Regions from separate parts of the Homo sapiens genome. Here regions 2 and 3 are each linked to region 1. Evidence: chromatin loops called from intact Hi-C (ENCODE). Cell type or tissue: endothelial cell of umbilical vein. All regions are shown on one strand.

What was found. A loop is a pair of places that touch in the nucleus more often than their neighbours do. Peaks named below come from ENCODE experiments on the same cell type or tissue, not always from the same donor. Only the 100,000 strongest peaks of a DNase experiment are listed, where the experiment ranks them.
Region 2: it touches region 1 in a loop (14-fold over the local background); 6 of 110 quality-filtered maps call a loop at or near these places.
Region 3: a loop joins it to region 1, with 9 times the contacts of the local background. A loop is called at or near these places in 17 of 110 quality-filtered maps.

What each region holds. Positions count from the first base shown.
Region 1 is chr10:30,723,986-30,728,985 of GRCh38, forward strand. No RefSeq gene overlaps it. Among named protein-coding and RNA genes, the nearest start is that of LINC02644, 3.3 kb to the left of the region's middle. In endothelial cell of umbilical vein, CTCF peaks have their summits at 2,960 (motif pointing right) and 3,180; a DNase peak (open chromatin) is centred at 2,966.
Region 2 is chr10:31,316,495-31,321,494 of GRCh38, forward strand. ZEB1 (zinc finger E-box binding homeobox 1) reads left to right here and starts at 2,722. Exons shown (of 9, transcript NM_001174096.2): 1 at 2,722-2,798. The coding sequence starts at 2,741. It overlaps ZEB1-AS1 (ZEB1 antisense RNA 1), which reads right to left and starts at 2,601. Exons shown (of 3, transcript NR_148979.1): 1 at 2,402-2,601. RefSeq lists silencers at 1,917-1,976, 2,717-3,166, 3,207-3,296. In endothelial cell of umbilical vein, a CTCF peak has its summit at 3,081; DNase peaks (open chromatin) are centred at 1,877, 2,477, 2,957 and 4,307; H3K4me3 peaks cover 3,441 bases; H3K27ac peaks cover 4,104 bases.
Region 3 is chr10:31,488,534-31,493,533 of GRCh38, forward strand. The region is part of intron 2 of ZEB1 (zinc finger E-box binding homeobox 1); the gene reads left to right. Among named protein-coding and RNA genes, the nearest start is that of ZEB1, 170 kb to the left of the region's middle. RefSeq lists an enhancer at 2,774-2,893. In endothelial cell of umbilical vein, a CTCF peak has its summit at 2,799 (motif pointing left); a DNase peak (open chromatin) is centred at 2,738; H3K27ac peaks cover 224 bases.

The sequences.
Region 1 (5,000 bases):
AGTCCCAGCTACTAGGGAGGCTGAGGTGGGAACCTTGCCTGAGCCCAAGAGATTGAGGATGCAGTGAGCTGTGATTGCACCACTGCACTCCAGCCTGGATGACAAAGTGAGACCGTGTCTCAAAAAAAAAAAAAAAAAAAAAAAAAAAGAAATATTGAGCAATGACTGACCAAGAGCCTGTATGGAAGCAAAGAAAAATAAAACAAGCCTAATGTTTAGTAGCGGTTTCTGCAGATGGAAGACAGCAAACGGGGAAAGAGTGCATTTGGGATTGCAGGACTTGGTTAGTGTCAGAGCCTGTCCTAAAAGACGACGATGCAGCAGGACCCTACCTGTCCTTATGACTTCCTTTCATCCTCCCCGCTCACCCTCCATGCTTCCTTCCTGAAGGAGGCCATTCCATTATTAAAATCAGGAACTGCAAAGATCCGGCAGGGAGCGTCATTTGCCAACGGTATTTGAGGTCCCAGTGGGAAAGATTTTTTTTTTTGGTTGGATGGAGTCTTTCCACAGATTCACATACGGTTATCACGACAGCCACAGCATCTGCTGAAGTCTATTTCTAGTAACATGTTGCACATTCCAGACCTCTCATTATTTGCAGTGGTCCACATTCATTCATGAATACTTGTATTTACTACTTGTTCATTCAATTATTTCTTGAGTGGGTACTTAGCTTAAGGGTCAACAGAACGCAAATATATCTTATATCTAGGCTCTGATGCCCCAAGGGATCTGCATTCCCTGGGACACAAAAATAATGATAATTCACCAAGAAGCATAAATAATGATGCAGGGCCAGGCATGGTGGCTCACACGGTACTCCCAGCACACTGGGAAGCTGAGGCAAGAGGATGGCTTGAGCCCAGAAGTTTGAGACCAGCCTGGGCAACATAGTGAGACCCCATCTCTATAAAAATATTTAAAAGTTAGTCAATCATGGTGGGTGCACCTGTAGTCCCAGCTACTTGGGAGACTGAGGTGGGAGGATCACTTGAGCCCAGGAGTTCAAGACTGCAGTGAACTATTATTGCACCACTGCACTCCAGCCTGGGTGATACAGTGAGACCTTGTCTCTAAAAATAATAATAATAGCAATGCAACAAGAACCTGTTCTGCATGGAATTGTGCCCCACTCTTTCCCCTTCACCTACTCCCCCAAAAAGATTGGAGTCCTAACCCCTAGTACCGCAGAATGTGACCTTATTTGGAGATACTTGAGTCATTAAGTTAAATGAGGTTTTCAGGGTAGGCCTAATCCAATCTGACTAGTGTCTTTATATGAAGGGGAAATTGGGAAGTGGCGGCAGGCATGCACAGAGGGAAGACCGTGTGCAGATGCACGGGGAGAAGACGGCCCTCTACAAGCCCAGAAGAGAGGCCTCAGAAGAAACCAACCCTGCCCACACCTTGATCTCAGACTTCCGCCCTCCAGAGCTGTGAGACAATAAAGGTTCTGTTGTTTAAGCACTCCAGTTTGTGGTACTTTGTCATAACAGCCCAAGGAAACGAATCGTGTCCACAGGAGGGACTTCTGGCTGGAGGTGGGAGGGAGGGGAAGGGATCAGGGTGGCTTCTGGGAGGAGGTGTCCTCTGAGTCGGCCTGAAAGGACTGGCAGGATTTCTCACTGCAACTGGACATCAGTCCTTCAGCCATCAGTTCCAAAGAGAAGATCTGGAAGGAGGAGAGGGAGAGGAGAGGCACACCCAGTCTCCCACGTGTGGCACAGGCAGGATAAGGACATAGCAAGTAGGGCCTCGAGGCTGAGGTGAGGGTGCACAGAAGGAAAGTGAACTTGGACATGGGCGGGCCAGGGGAATCCGGCTAAGGGGCTCTTCAGATGTGGGGATGACCCGGCAACAGCACCTGCGACTGACTCCTCTGGTCCTCAGGATCCCCAGGCCTAGTGCGTCCCTTTCTCATGGGACCCGGGGTGTTTCCAGGGCTGCCTGGTTTCATAGTATCCTGCGCCCTGCGCTAGCACTTCCATCTTGGACCTTGATGTTGAAACCATTACAGGTGCTGACTCTATTACATCCTCCTCTCATCTGATCTTCATATAAAGATATTTCTGAAATCTCCAGCAAACAACATGGCACTTGGAAAATGGCGGACTTGGGTTTCCTACCCAGTAGTGCCATTTTTTGGTAGACCTCAGTGACCATGAGGCAGCTCTATCAAATGCTGCTCTGATTTTATAAGCTGCTCAGGAAAACGAAATTGTTCTGTTGCATTGGAAATATGGAAAGTTTTGGAATCTTGCTATATTAAATTTTTTTTTAGATTTTGACTCTTAAAAAATCTTTGAATGGCCCTGGGAGATAGATTGGTCATGTCATAAACAAAAGACCAAGGCATACAAAAGTTACGGGACTCGGCTAAGATAACAGAGCTGGGTGGGGCAAGGCTCTTTAAGGACGGCACCCAGATGTGGTGGTCCGCATTCCCCTGTACCTGATTGTTGTTGAATAATGGAGGTAAACTGAGGCCCAAGGTCACCTCCTGCTTTAGGGAGGGCCTTAGGTAAGGGCGGGAGAGGAATCGCAGGCCCCGCCCGAACAGGCTGCTTTCTCTGCATGATTTCATCACATCCTCGCAGGCAGCCCCGAGAGGCACCCGCTATGCCCTTTACTGAGGAGGGTCTTCAACATTCAGTTCTTCCTCATCCTCCCATCGCTGGTAAGAGACCCATTCCAGTGGAAGCTGAGGAACGAGACCTGCCTGGGAATGAGACCTTTCCTCATGAACACTAATTTTATCCAGGGGTGATAGGGTTAGGGGGAGGTGTTTGCTGTTAATATCCGAATGTCTCTCTAACAGATTTCTATCAGGTTTGATATAAGCTGTCAGCTGCCTCCCTCCAGCTGGAGAAGCCAGGAAAGGAAATGCAGGGACTGGCCAGGGAAGGAAATACGGAAGCGACAAAGGAGATACCTTTGCATCTGGCGAGGGGCAGCCGCGCAGACGGAAGGCTGTGGCCAGCAGGTGGCGCTGTTGCTCAACGCAGAAGCCAAGGCTCCAACTCCAGCGCCGCCTCCGGCTTCACAGTCCTAGGATCTGCAGAGGAAGCCTCTGCTCTTAGGCACAGAACTGGGCCAAGACCTTCCCCTAAAGACCCCAGGGGCCAACTCCAGCTCCGTCCGGCTCATTTGTTTCCAGTTCAAGGAACCTGAACTCTACGATGGGCTGACCTGGGAATGTTCGCATTGCCCTGATGCAAGCAGTGATAAATTGTGCAGTGACATGAACGTGCCCAAAGTGGGAGTCTGCAGACCACAGTTCCTCTTAGCCAGGCTTCCCTCCCCCCGCATGCACTCGCTCATTAATTTTTTATTTTTTTATTTTGCTGGCTTCTTTAAACCTCTTCCCTTTGCCAGCTTTGCCATCTATAGAATGAAGGTGATACCTTTCTTTGGCTCAATTAGTTAATGTCAGGAAAACTCTCTGCAGATGAAAAGCACTAAATTCTATTGATCAAATATTTAATTAGCCACACTTGCGGATGATTCATAATCATCTATTCAACTTCCTGAATTGCCAAGCAGAGAAAATGGCATGATTAGAAATATAATTTTAAATACCGGTTTTCAGAGATTTTGTACCTGTCAAGGCTATGGGAGAATTACTGAATTAGCATACCAGTTCCTCCCTGATTTTCCAAGGGCCTGAAGAAACCGGCTCCTTTCCCACTCAGCCTGTGACCACAACTGCCCTCCTCCACCCACACCTGGCCTGGGGAGTAACTCAGCCTCAGGGCCTCACTGGCAGTGTCCAGCAAAGGAGAGAGGAAGGAAGGAGAATGGGGAGGAAAGAGCCTCTGAGTGAGGGACAACTCTGAGGAGGTCTGACCAGCCCCCAAGGAGCCCCAGCAGTCATCCCTTGGAGGAAGTGGTCAGAAATGGCCAGGCCCAGGACCCTCTGGACTCTGTCACTGGCTGGGCCTGACCTTGGCACGAAAGGTGTAGTGCAGCAGTCCCCAACCTTTTTGGCACCAGGGATAGGTTTTGTGGAAGACAATTTTTCCATGGATGGGGAGAGGGTCAGGAGTGGTTTCATGAAACTTTCATCTCATATCATCAGGCATTAGATTCTCATAAGCACTGTGCAGCCTAGATCCCTCACGTGCACAGTTCACAATGGGGTTCGTGCTCCTATGAGAATCTAATGCTGTGGCTGATCTGACAGGAGGTGGAGCTGAGGTGGTACTGCTTGCTTGTTGGCCAGCCACTCACCTCCTGCTGTGTGGCCTAGTTCCTAAAAGGCCATGGATCAGTACCAGTCAAGGGCCTGGGAGTTGGGGACCCCTGGTATGGTGATTCCAGAAGGCACTGCACCTAGAAGCTGCTGACTGGACCACACTCCTTGAGACAGGCTCTCGCTTAAAGTTTGCTGAGCAATCCCACTTCCTCAGCTGCCCTGGCCTGTGCCAATGACTTATTTAAATCAGTAAATCGATAATGATGGAGCTGACAGAATAGTAACATTAGTTCTGAAAAAGCCAGGGAAAATATACACATACACAGACGCGTAGATACTTATGTATATAGATGGAGACAGTAGACGGATGATGGAATACAATTTTAAAACAACATTCAAAATTGGTTAATATCCTACAAGGTAATAAAACTGTAACACACACAGTTATGATTTTCTACTCGCCAGAAATCCTTTACACCTCTACTGGACAAAAATCATCTATAGTTTATCAGTTTTCTATAAGTTAACATGGAACTTTAGAGTCTACGCCTGATCAATAGTAAACTGTAAATCAGAAAAGACAATATTCCCTAGAGAGTCAGGTACCTGTAGGCAGGCGTGTTGGATAATGCACAAGTATAGGCATGTAATCATCTTTATGCCTCACTTCCAAGTTGTAAATAATTAACACTTCTCTTGGGTAGTTACATTCTGTCAGGAGAGGGATATAAATAAATAGCCAGTTAAAATATTGTGTGACAAAGGAAAGGCGAGGAATGAGCAGAAGAAAGCAGGAGAAAAC
Region 2 (5,000 bases), 590 kb after region 1:
TTTAAGAGATAAGAAGCAACCGTCACACATGCATCATGTTTAAAGCAGTAATTTATTCTGAGATTTACTTTTGTCTGTTTTCTTTCCAGTCCAGGTATCAATATTTTCAAGAATATTAAAGTATAATAATCAAACATTCAATTCATAACATATATGCTTATCAGAAGCTTTTACAAAATGGAAATTTTATGTTAGAAGATTTGGGCTACCAGTAATATTCACTGTGCATATTTTAAAAAAAAAGGTGAACAGAGTTCATTGTTTAGGGAAAATGATTATGGAGAAACTAAAATCAAGAGCAATTTTAATGTGGATATTAATGACAGTGATCACTTTCATATCCATGACTTTATCTGTTCCTAAGGACTAAAGGGATGAAGGCAGATTATGTACCTTACTGTCAAGAACAGGGTCAGAAAAGGTCAACAATATTAATTTAAGAAATGTTTATTAAGCATCTACTATTGGCTACGTACTCCACTAGGTGTTGAGGACATAGAAATAAGAAAAAAAAGTTACCTGAAAAGGTACTTGTCCACAGTTTGGCCCAAACTAACTAAACCAGAAACCACTAAAGTAAGGAAGAAAATGACTTCTGTTTGTCTCTTCACTTCATCTCTCTATGAGGTGAGGATGAACACTGAAGGAAGCTTAGCAGGGAGGTACAGGCCAGAAAGAGAACATGAGAAAATGCTATTTGTAATACCTCCTAAGTTTAAGAGTAGGTAAAATGTGTGATAGAGCTGGAAAGTTTTTTTTTCCTTTCTGGTCAGAAATCAGGGTAGCTGTAAAAATGTTGGTGGGGTGGGGTCAATTCCATAGTCTATGACCTGATTCGGTAGGCGACTGAAAAACATTGTACAACTCTTAAAAAAAGGGAGGAAGAACTCACACTTAACCAAGCAAAGCAAGGACACCGTGTTGACATACACAAGTTTCGGTTAACATGGTATCAAGGAAAGCGAGGACTGCCTGTACTTAAAATGATCATTAAGACTAATGATTCTAGTTTTGGCATTGAGGATGAATGCAGATATATAGACATAATGTATAGCAAAGAATATTTACAGTCACATTTCATGGACCAATAAATAACGCATTTACTTCTCAAAATGCCCAAGAAAATGTGGGAGAGAAAATGTTCATTTATATTCAAGATTAAACTTTCTAACTTTAAATCATCAGACTTCAGCTGTAAATTTATTTCAGTTGAAAGGTTTGAAGACATTATTAATGAATATTCTAAAATTCCGGAAGGTGTTTAAAAGATAATTTTAACCTAATAAAAAAATCCTGCCATAGAAGTGACAAAAATTATAAGCATAAATTTATTGAGCACCTACTATGTGTCATTGTGCTAGGTGATGTACTACGTTATTTCCAATACTCCGGTCACGTTTCAGTTTTCTCAATTTCTCTATCAATAACTGCTACATTGTTAATTTATAACTATATTACTTGAAATACAGCTCAGCTTATTTATTCCATAAAGTTGGTCCCAAAGACGTTTCCTTATTCGAAGGAGGTGGGAAGCAGGAAGGAAACCTAAATCTAAATTCTACTTAATACTGAAGACGACTTTCTTGATATTTGTGGTTATCTGTATGGTCTTTTCAGAAATCCCAAAACTTGTACCAAGTCAAGGATAAAATAAGATAAAATCAGCAATCTATCAGGTTCAGAGATCACATCTGTCAGCCGATGCTTCTTGCCTTAAGGTCCTGCACGGCGATGACCGCTCATTTAGGAAGGAATTCATGGCCTGTGGATACCTTAGCTCTGAGTCCTGCCACCTAGGATCCCACGGTTCTACGCGAGGAAGAGGGCGGGGAGCGCGGACCGGGTGTGGGAGGCCGAGGTGACAGCAGGTGAGGGCCGGGTGCGGATGGGGAAGTGAGACAAGCACCGTGTGGGTATTACTCATTCCGCTCTACTAAGGAGGCTGCTGGCAAGCGGAACTTCTAGCCTCTCTTTCAATCCAGCTGAAGTTCAATCTCATTGAAGTCACTTCCCATCCCGGTTCGCTTGGGGGGAAACCAGGCGTCCCTGGAAGGGAAGGGAAGGGAGTCCGGGCTGCGCGGGTCAGGTAGCCTCTCTCCGGTCGCCGCGTGTCCTCGCCGTCCCCAAACCTGCCCTTCCCCTCATCAAGGGAACTCCCCGGGGAGTCCAGACCGCGATCCCTTTCCTTGGCCCCGGGGTGCGGGGGGCGGACACGCGAGGCGTGGGACTGATGGTAGCCCTGCCTCCAGGAAGCAGGCAGGCGGGGACCTCTGGGCGCTCGGAGGGGCAGCTCCGAGGGCACAGGGTACAGGGAGAATCAGCCAGATCCCTCCCTGCCCCGGGCAGCCGCGGCGGGTGTGGCCAGCGCGGAGGCAGGACGCCGCCGAGCCTCCAACTTTACCTTTCCAACTCCGACAGCCCGTCGCCTTTCTGACCGCGTCCCTACGGTTTCCCGGCATCCGCCTCCCTCTCCCCACCACACCTGAGGAAAACTTTTCCCTCGCCCCTCAATTCAAATTCAGCAGTGCCCACGGTTGCCGCAAACCGCCCGGTCCCTAGCAACAAGGTTCCGGCCGTAGAGCGAGAGCCTCTAGGTGTAAGGAAGGTGATGTCGTAAAGCCGGGAGTGTCGTAAACCAGGTGCGGTGGGGAGGGGGGAGGGGTGGAGGCGGAGGGGTGGGGGGGAAGGGGGAGGGAGGGGGAGGAGGTGACTCGAGCATTTAGACACAAGCGAGAGGATCATGGCGGATGGCCCCAGGTGTAAGCGCAGAAAGCAGGCGAACCCGCGGCGCAATAACGGTGAGTGGCGGAGGGGACCGGGGAGCGGCGGAGTCAGGGGGAGCTGGGCAGCCGGGGCGCCCCCGGGGGTGAGGGGGGCGAGCCGGGCTGGGGGCAGCCGGGGCAGGGACGGCAAAGTGGAGTGGGAAAGTAGAAAGTAGTGCTCTCTGCCCCCCTCCGCTGCCGCCGCTGCCGGAGCCGCGCCGCGGCCGCTCGCTCTCCCTGAACCGTTATGTCTCTTACCTGGTCTCTCTCCGCCTAGCGGCTCCCGCCGCCCCTGCCGCCTCCCTGGACCGTTAGCCGGCGCCGACGCCGCCGCATCCCCGGCGCAGGGCGGGCGGCCGGGACGCACTGGCCACTTTTCTGGTCCCGGGTGGAGCGGCTGTTGCTTCTTTCCGCACTTTTCCCCACTCTTGTGCCCTTCGGCGCCTCCCTCTCCCCCTCCTCCTGGCCCCCTCAGCGCGATTCTCCCTCAGCGCCCAGGCCCCCGGGAGCCGCGGAACAAACTTGTGCCCGGCGCTGACCGTGCAAAGTGGCTTCCGCGCGCCGCGGCCCCGGCCGGCGCCGTCGCTGTCGCTCGGGCCCCGCGACTCGGGCCGGGCTGTGGGCGCGCGGCAGGCGGGCTGCGGCGGCGGCGGGACGGGGCGGCCGCGGGTTGCGTGGGGTTTGTGCGCGCGTGTGCGCGGGCGCCGGCTGTGCGCGCCGCGGGCGGACAGGGTTCGGCCGGCGGCGGTAAAGTTGGGACCCGCGGGCCGGGCGCGCTCGCGTAACGGGGATTAGAGGCGCGGGGGCGCGGGTCCCTAAGCGCCCCTCCTCCCTGGCGCCTCCCGCTGCCCGGCCCAGAGCCCCGGCCTGGGGACTCCGCGGCGAGCCCCGCGAGTGGGGTCCACGTTTGGCGGGGCGCGGCGGGGCGGCGCGGGGAACAAGGCAGGAAAGGTACCCACTTAACGCCGCCGGGAGCCGCGCGGATGGGGGCGAGCTGGGCGGCGGGTGTGTTTGCGGAGTTGTTACCTGGGCTTAGAGACCGGGAAGCACCACAGACAGATCCCCCTCCCGGGGCAGACGAGGTCTCTGCGCCGGGATGGGCCGGTGTGCGTGCGCCTCGCGCTTTTCTCTTTCGGTTTTTGGGGAAGTTGTTACCTGGGCCGGACGCACGGAGCGCTGAAGCCGGATAATGGGGCTTGGATGGCGCTCTGGGTCTCGGGTGGAAGGAGGGTGGGGGAGGGGGCGGACGGACCGACGGACGCGCGGGGCTGCTACTTGCACCGCAGCTGCAGTGTTTATTGATTTGTGCTGCTGTGCCAAGGGAAACACACACCCCTCTGCCTGGCGTGAGAGTTAAAAAAAAAGAGAGACAGCCCGAGGGATCGAGACCTGAACATGTGGTGGTGGTTGCACAGTCGCCTTTTCCAGTTTGGAGAGACGTTGTAAGTTGATTGTATTTCTGGTTATCTCGGGGCGATGCTATGCTTTCTCTCCCTCTCGTGCAGCAGCGAAATGTCTGCTGATTGTTATTGTCTGGACAGTTCCTGTGGCGAGAGGGGCGAGACTTGTCCGCCCGGGGGCGGCGGGAGCGCAGGGAGAGCAGCCCCCGCCTGCGCCGCCCCGGTACCTGTTTGTATAATAATGGGCGGCAACGGCCCTGCCGCCGGCCGCAGCCCAGGCTATATAAGGAATTACACGTACATTTCGGACCGAGGGGCTCGCTTTGGTTCCTGCGTTATTTTTAAAACGACTTTTAAGAGAGGGGCAATAAATGCGTCTATAATGGGACCGCTGCAGCGTCGAGAAAACGAGGAAATACGTGTTTAGGAGAAAACTCTCTCGTGCTCCCCCAGCCCCACCCCCCGCGCCTGGGCTCCCTTTCTCCCTCCCCTCTGGGATGCGAAACGCGAGGTTTTGTAACCTTTCCTGGCAATTTTAGATTTTGTGTGGGATTTCCTGTCTAGAAGCAGATACGAAGATTTTTAAGCTGTTTCAAGATGTTTCCTTCCAATCCATAATTATATTTTTAATATATTCGAGCCATCATTAAAATCACTGCTTTCGTGATTTTAATTATTCAAATAAACACTTGCATTTTAAAGACGTCTGTTGATTATAAACGAAAGGTATTTTGGTATTCTCATTGTGGAGAGATGACTTGTTATAGCAAGGAGTGGAGCATAGGCTATTGCAATTTTAATTTCCTGTTTTAGCGTCAAATAGTGTGTGTTCCATATT
Region 3 (5,000 bases), 760 kb after region 1:
TTTATTGCTTTTTGATTTTTATTACTTCTTTCTGCTTGCTTTGGGTTTATTTTGCTCCTTGTTTACTGTTGTTTTAATACACAATTCAGAATTTTGATCTGAGACCTTCTTTTCTAGCACAAGCATTTAATGCTATAAATTCCCCTCTATACAGTGTTTTAGGGACACTCCACAGATTTTGATGTTTTTTATTTCCCTTTTTGATCCATAGATTCTCTCTAAATCAGTTTATTAATTTCCAGTGTTTTGGAGATTTTCTTATCTTTTTCCTATTGACATCTGGTCATTATGATCATAGAACATACTTTATAGAATTTAAATCCTTTAAAATTTGTTTTGTTTTATGATCTTGGAAGTGGTGTGTCTACATGAATATTTTGTGTACATTTGAAAAGAATGTGAATTTCGTCATTGGGGTGTGTTCTATAAATCTATAAATGTTATTTGGATCTAGTTGTTAATGTTGCCTGGTTCTTCTATATCCTTGCTAATTTTTTGTCTACTTGTTCTGTCAGTTAATGCAAGAGGAGTATTAGAAGCCTGCAAGAATATTGTAGATTTGTCTCTACTTTTTGTTCTGTTCATTTTTGCTTTGCTTATTTTAAAGCTCTGTTGTTAAAGGCATACACATTTAAGATCTCTCTGTTTTCTTGGCAAATTGACCCTCTTATCATTATGCAATGTTTTTCTTGATCTCTGATAATTTTCTTATCACTGAAGTCTACTTTGTCTGATATTACTATAATCACGCTAGCTTTCTTCTGGTTAATGATATAATTTTTCATGATAGAATTTTTTATCCTTTTACTTTTAAACTATGTAATTATAATTGAAGAAATTTTTGTAGATAGGATATTAATGGGGATTTTTTTTATTATTTTTGGTCTATTCTGATCATCTCTGCCCTTAATTGGTTTGTTTAGGCCATTTATATTTCATAAAATGTTTTATGTTTGGATTTGGGTTTATCATTTTATTATTTGTTTTTTGTTTTTCTCTCTGTATTTTCACTCTTCTGGTCCTCTTTTTCTGCCTTGTTTTGGATCATTTGAATATTTTTTAGTATTCCATTTTAATTTAGTTTTGACTATGTATCTTTGTATAGATTTCTTTTAGTGGTTGCTCTATGGATTAGAATGTACATCCTAACTTTTCACAGTCTATTTAGAATCAATCTTTTACCCTGCCAAGTGGATTGTATAAATCTTTCATGTAAGTCTTGTTATTCTCCCTCCTTTATTTTATAGTTTTTATATGTACTACATCATTTCTCTTCTTCTTTTATTCCCGACATTCCAAGTGTCCCTCATTTCACCTTCTTTATGACAGTCTTCCTTTAGTAATTCTTTTAGAACAGATCTGCCAGCAATGAACTATACTTTTTATCTGAGAATGTCTTTATTTTACCTTCGTTTTTTAAAGGATATTCTTATTGAATTTAGAATTTTGAGCTGACAGATATTTTTTGTTTTAAACATGTTCCACTTTCTTATGGAATCTATGATTTCTGATTATAACTCTGTAGTCCATTGATCCCCTATAATTATATATTATTTCCTCTGGCTCTTTTTAGTATTTTTTTAAACTAGTTTGATTGATGGATTTGAGCCTAGTGTTTGATTGATGGGTTCGAGCCTAGATTTGGGGGGTTAGGAGGTTACTATTTGAGGTTCAGTTCTTAAATCTGTTGGTTTATGTCTTTCACTAAATTTGGGAAATTTTTAAACATTATTCAGTTTTTTTTCTGCACTACAGCTCTTTTCCTTCTGGGACTCCAGTGACATGAAAGTTAGATATTTTATTATTGTCCTGCATTATCCTGAGACTCTTTATTTTTTAATAAATATTTTTACTCTGTCTTATTCAAAGTGGATAGTTTCCATTGATGTACTGTCAAGTTCACCAGTCTTTGCTCTCTTATCTCCATTTTACTATTAAGCCCATCCAGTGATTTTTAAACTTTGGTTACTGTATGTTTAGTTCTAAAATTTTCTTTTAGTTTTTATTTAAATATCTTCCATTTGCTGAGACATTCTATCTTTCCATTCTTTTCAACAGTGTTTACCCTTACTTCTTGGAGCATTTTTATAATAGTTGTCTTAATGTCTTAGTTTAATAATTCTAACATCTTTTTTTCCCAATGTTGCCATTTTTTGATCATCTTTTCCTATGTGACTTGAGACTTTTTCTGATTCTTCACATGCCAAGTAATTTGAGATTATATTCTGGATATTTCAAGTATTATGTTGTGAGATTAATAAGTTAAATAAGACTAATACTTCGTCTTATTTAAATCCTATCGAGAATTTTGATATTTTTTGCTTAACAGGCAATTTATCCAGTTGTATTCGGGATGCAGTCTCCAGCCAGTATATAGGTTTTGATTCCACAACTGGTTCACTTTTCAAAGCCTTTGAAATGCTGTTCAGATCTGTCCTTCATGTACCACCCAGGGTCCAATCTAGAACATGGGTAATTGTCTGTCTATACTTAGTTTCTCACAGTCTGTGATCAGATTCACACATGAGAAGTTTGAGCATAAACCCAAGAGTTCATAAACAGCCTTATGAGGTCACTTTCCTGAGCCTCTCTCTTTCATGATCTCAGTACTTTGAGTTCCTGGAGACTCTGCTTTTCAGTCCTCTAGCCAAAACTCTGGGACTTTATTTACCCTACTTTGCCACATGCTTCCTGCATCTATGCCTGTAGAAGAGCTGAAAGAAGACAGGGAGAGAAAGAGCTCAGTGGAGTTTATATTGTACTCTTAGGGCCACAGCTCCTCCTACTGGAGAGGAAGTTTTCCCTCCCTCAAAGTTTTAAATTCTTGCAGTTATCATTATCTCTGCTACTACCTTGAAGGCTAGGATGCAAGAGAATGAAGGAGAAAAGGGCAATTTTTCTCTTCTTTGAGACTTTTCCTGCTCCTTGAGCCTAAACTATAAGGATTCTCCTAGAGCCTTCACTGCCATGCCCCAGGGCCCACTTTCAGGTTTTAAGCTCCCTTGAATCCAGGCCAGGGGTACCTTTTAAAAAAAGAAGAAGAAAGAAAAAGGTAAGGGGAATCACCCTGTGCTACTCTGAATTCTTGTCATGTCATCTTCTCCAGTCCACCTGCTGTGACTTACCCTTTAGAGTCTTTAAATAACCGTTTCCTTCATTCTCAAGTTTTATTATCTAGATTCAGTAGCAGACATAAACAGTTTGTGGATTCTCCATATTAACTGGATCTGACCTCAGGTATATATTTTTAATCATTATCTAAGTTAATGGGTGTTCATGGAGGTTGTGAGTTGCATTTGTTTTAACTTTGCTATACAGTTACACCCCAAATATTCACATACATATTATAAATTGGAAGATACAGGAGCAGGAAAATGAAACTATCTGGAAAAGTATACAGTGAAACATTTCATCTCTAAAGTTTGAACACATTCAGGTCTGAATTTAGGAATCTGTTGGCATTCGCTTTTTTGATAGTTTTCCCTTAGCAGGGAATAGGGTAGGAATAGCAGAAAGCTGGCTCAGCGATGACTTACAGAATGAGAGAGATGTGAATTGGCCTTTTAAAAATCTGTGGAAGTTACTCATTTGGACTGGGTAACGGCTTTCTAGGCAGAGGGAGCAACTTCAGGAAAGGTATAGAGAAGGTCCCCAACTTACAACATTGACTTAAGACTTTTCAACTTTACAGTGGTGTGAAAGAAATATGTATTCAATAGAAACCACACTCCAAGGACCCATGTAATCGTTTCTCATTTTCAATATAGTGTTCAATAAATTATATGAGATTTTAATACTTTATTATAAAATGGGCTTCATGTTAGATGATTTTGCCCAATTGTAGGATACTGTAATTGTCCTGAGCATTAAGGTAGACTAGGCTGAACTGTGTTGTTCAGTAGGACCGGCGTATTAAATGCATTTTGACATGATATTTTCCATTTATAACGGGGTTTATCAATATTTAACCTCATCATAAGTCAAGGAGTATCTATACAGGTATAAATGTGCATGGCATGTGTGAATGTGTGTCAAAGAGGAGTAGACAAACCAGGAAAGGGAAATATGATTCAGTTAGGCATTTACTGTGCCTTCTTAGAGGTTGCAGTAAGATATTCCCATGAACATATTTGAAATGGTTAGAAACACATGGGTGTGAATTTCAAAAAATACAAGTTTTTGAATTTAACACATATGCTAAATAATCAGTCCTTCAGCTTAAACTATGTTATCCTGCAAATGATAGTAAGTCTTCTGGATTTTTATTAGAATGAATCACATTTTCCATCCTTGTTTTTATTTACTAGGAATTTCATCTTATGACTAAAAAGAACAAGCCATAAGCTCTTTTGGTCTAAATTTGAGATATTTGCCTTTGACTTATTTTTAAATTAAACTTTTTATTTTGACATAATAATAGATTCACAAATAATACAGAGAAATCCTGTGTACCCTTTACCCAGTTTCCTCCAATGGTAACATAATATAATGTCACAACAAGCATATTGACATTGATACAGTCAAGATACAGAGCAGTTCTGTCACTAACAGGCTCTCGTTTCCCATTACATGTTCACCCCTGTCCCTCTACCTTGCCGCATTCCTTACCCCTGGCAACCACTAATCTCCATCTTTACAATTGTGTTATTTGAAGAAAGTTACATAAATGAAATCATACAGTATGTAACCTTTTAGACTGACTTTTTCATTCTCTATAAATTCTTGGAAATTCATCTGAGCTGTTGCTTGTATCAATAGTTTGTTCTTTTTTATTGCTGAGTAATATTTCATGACTTATTTTTTAGCCCACCTTTTTCCATTATGTTTCATTTTGAAAAAACAAAGTCTTACTACTCAGGCATTTTTCTCACTTACATATTTGCTTTAGAATTTATACTATAAACAAAAACCTTAGGAGCATTCTAGTGTTCTTTTTAAAATTGCATTTAGGTTAACCAGTTAATCTGTTGACATTATTACGTCTTACAGGAAAAAAATAT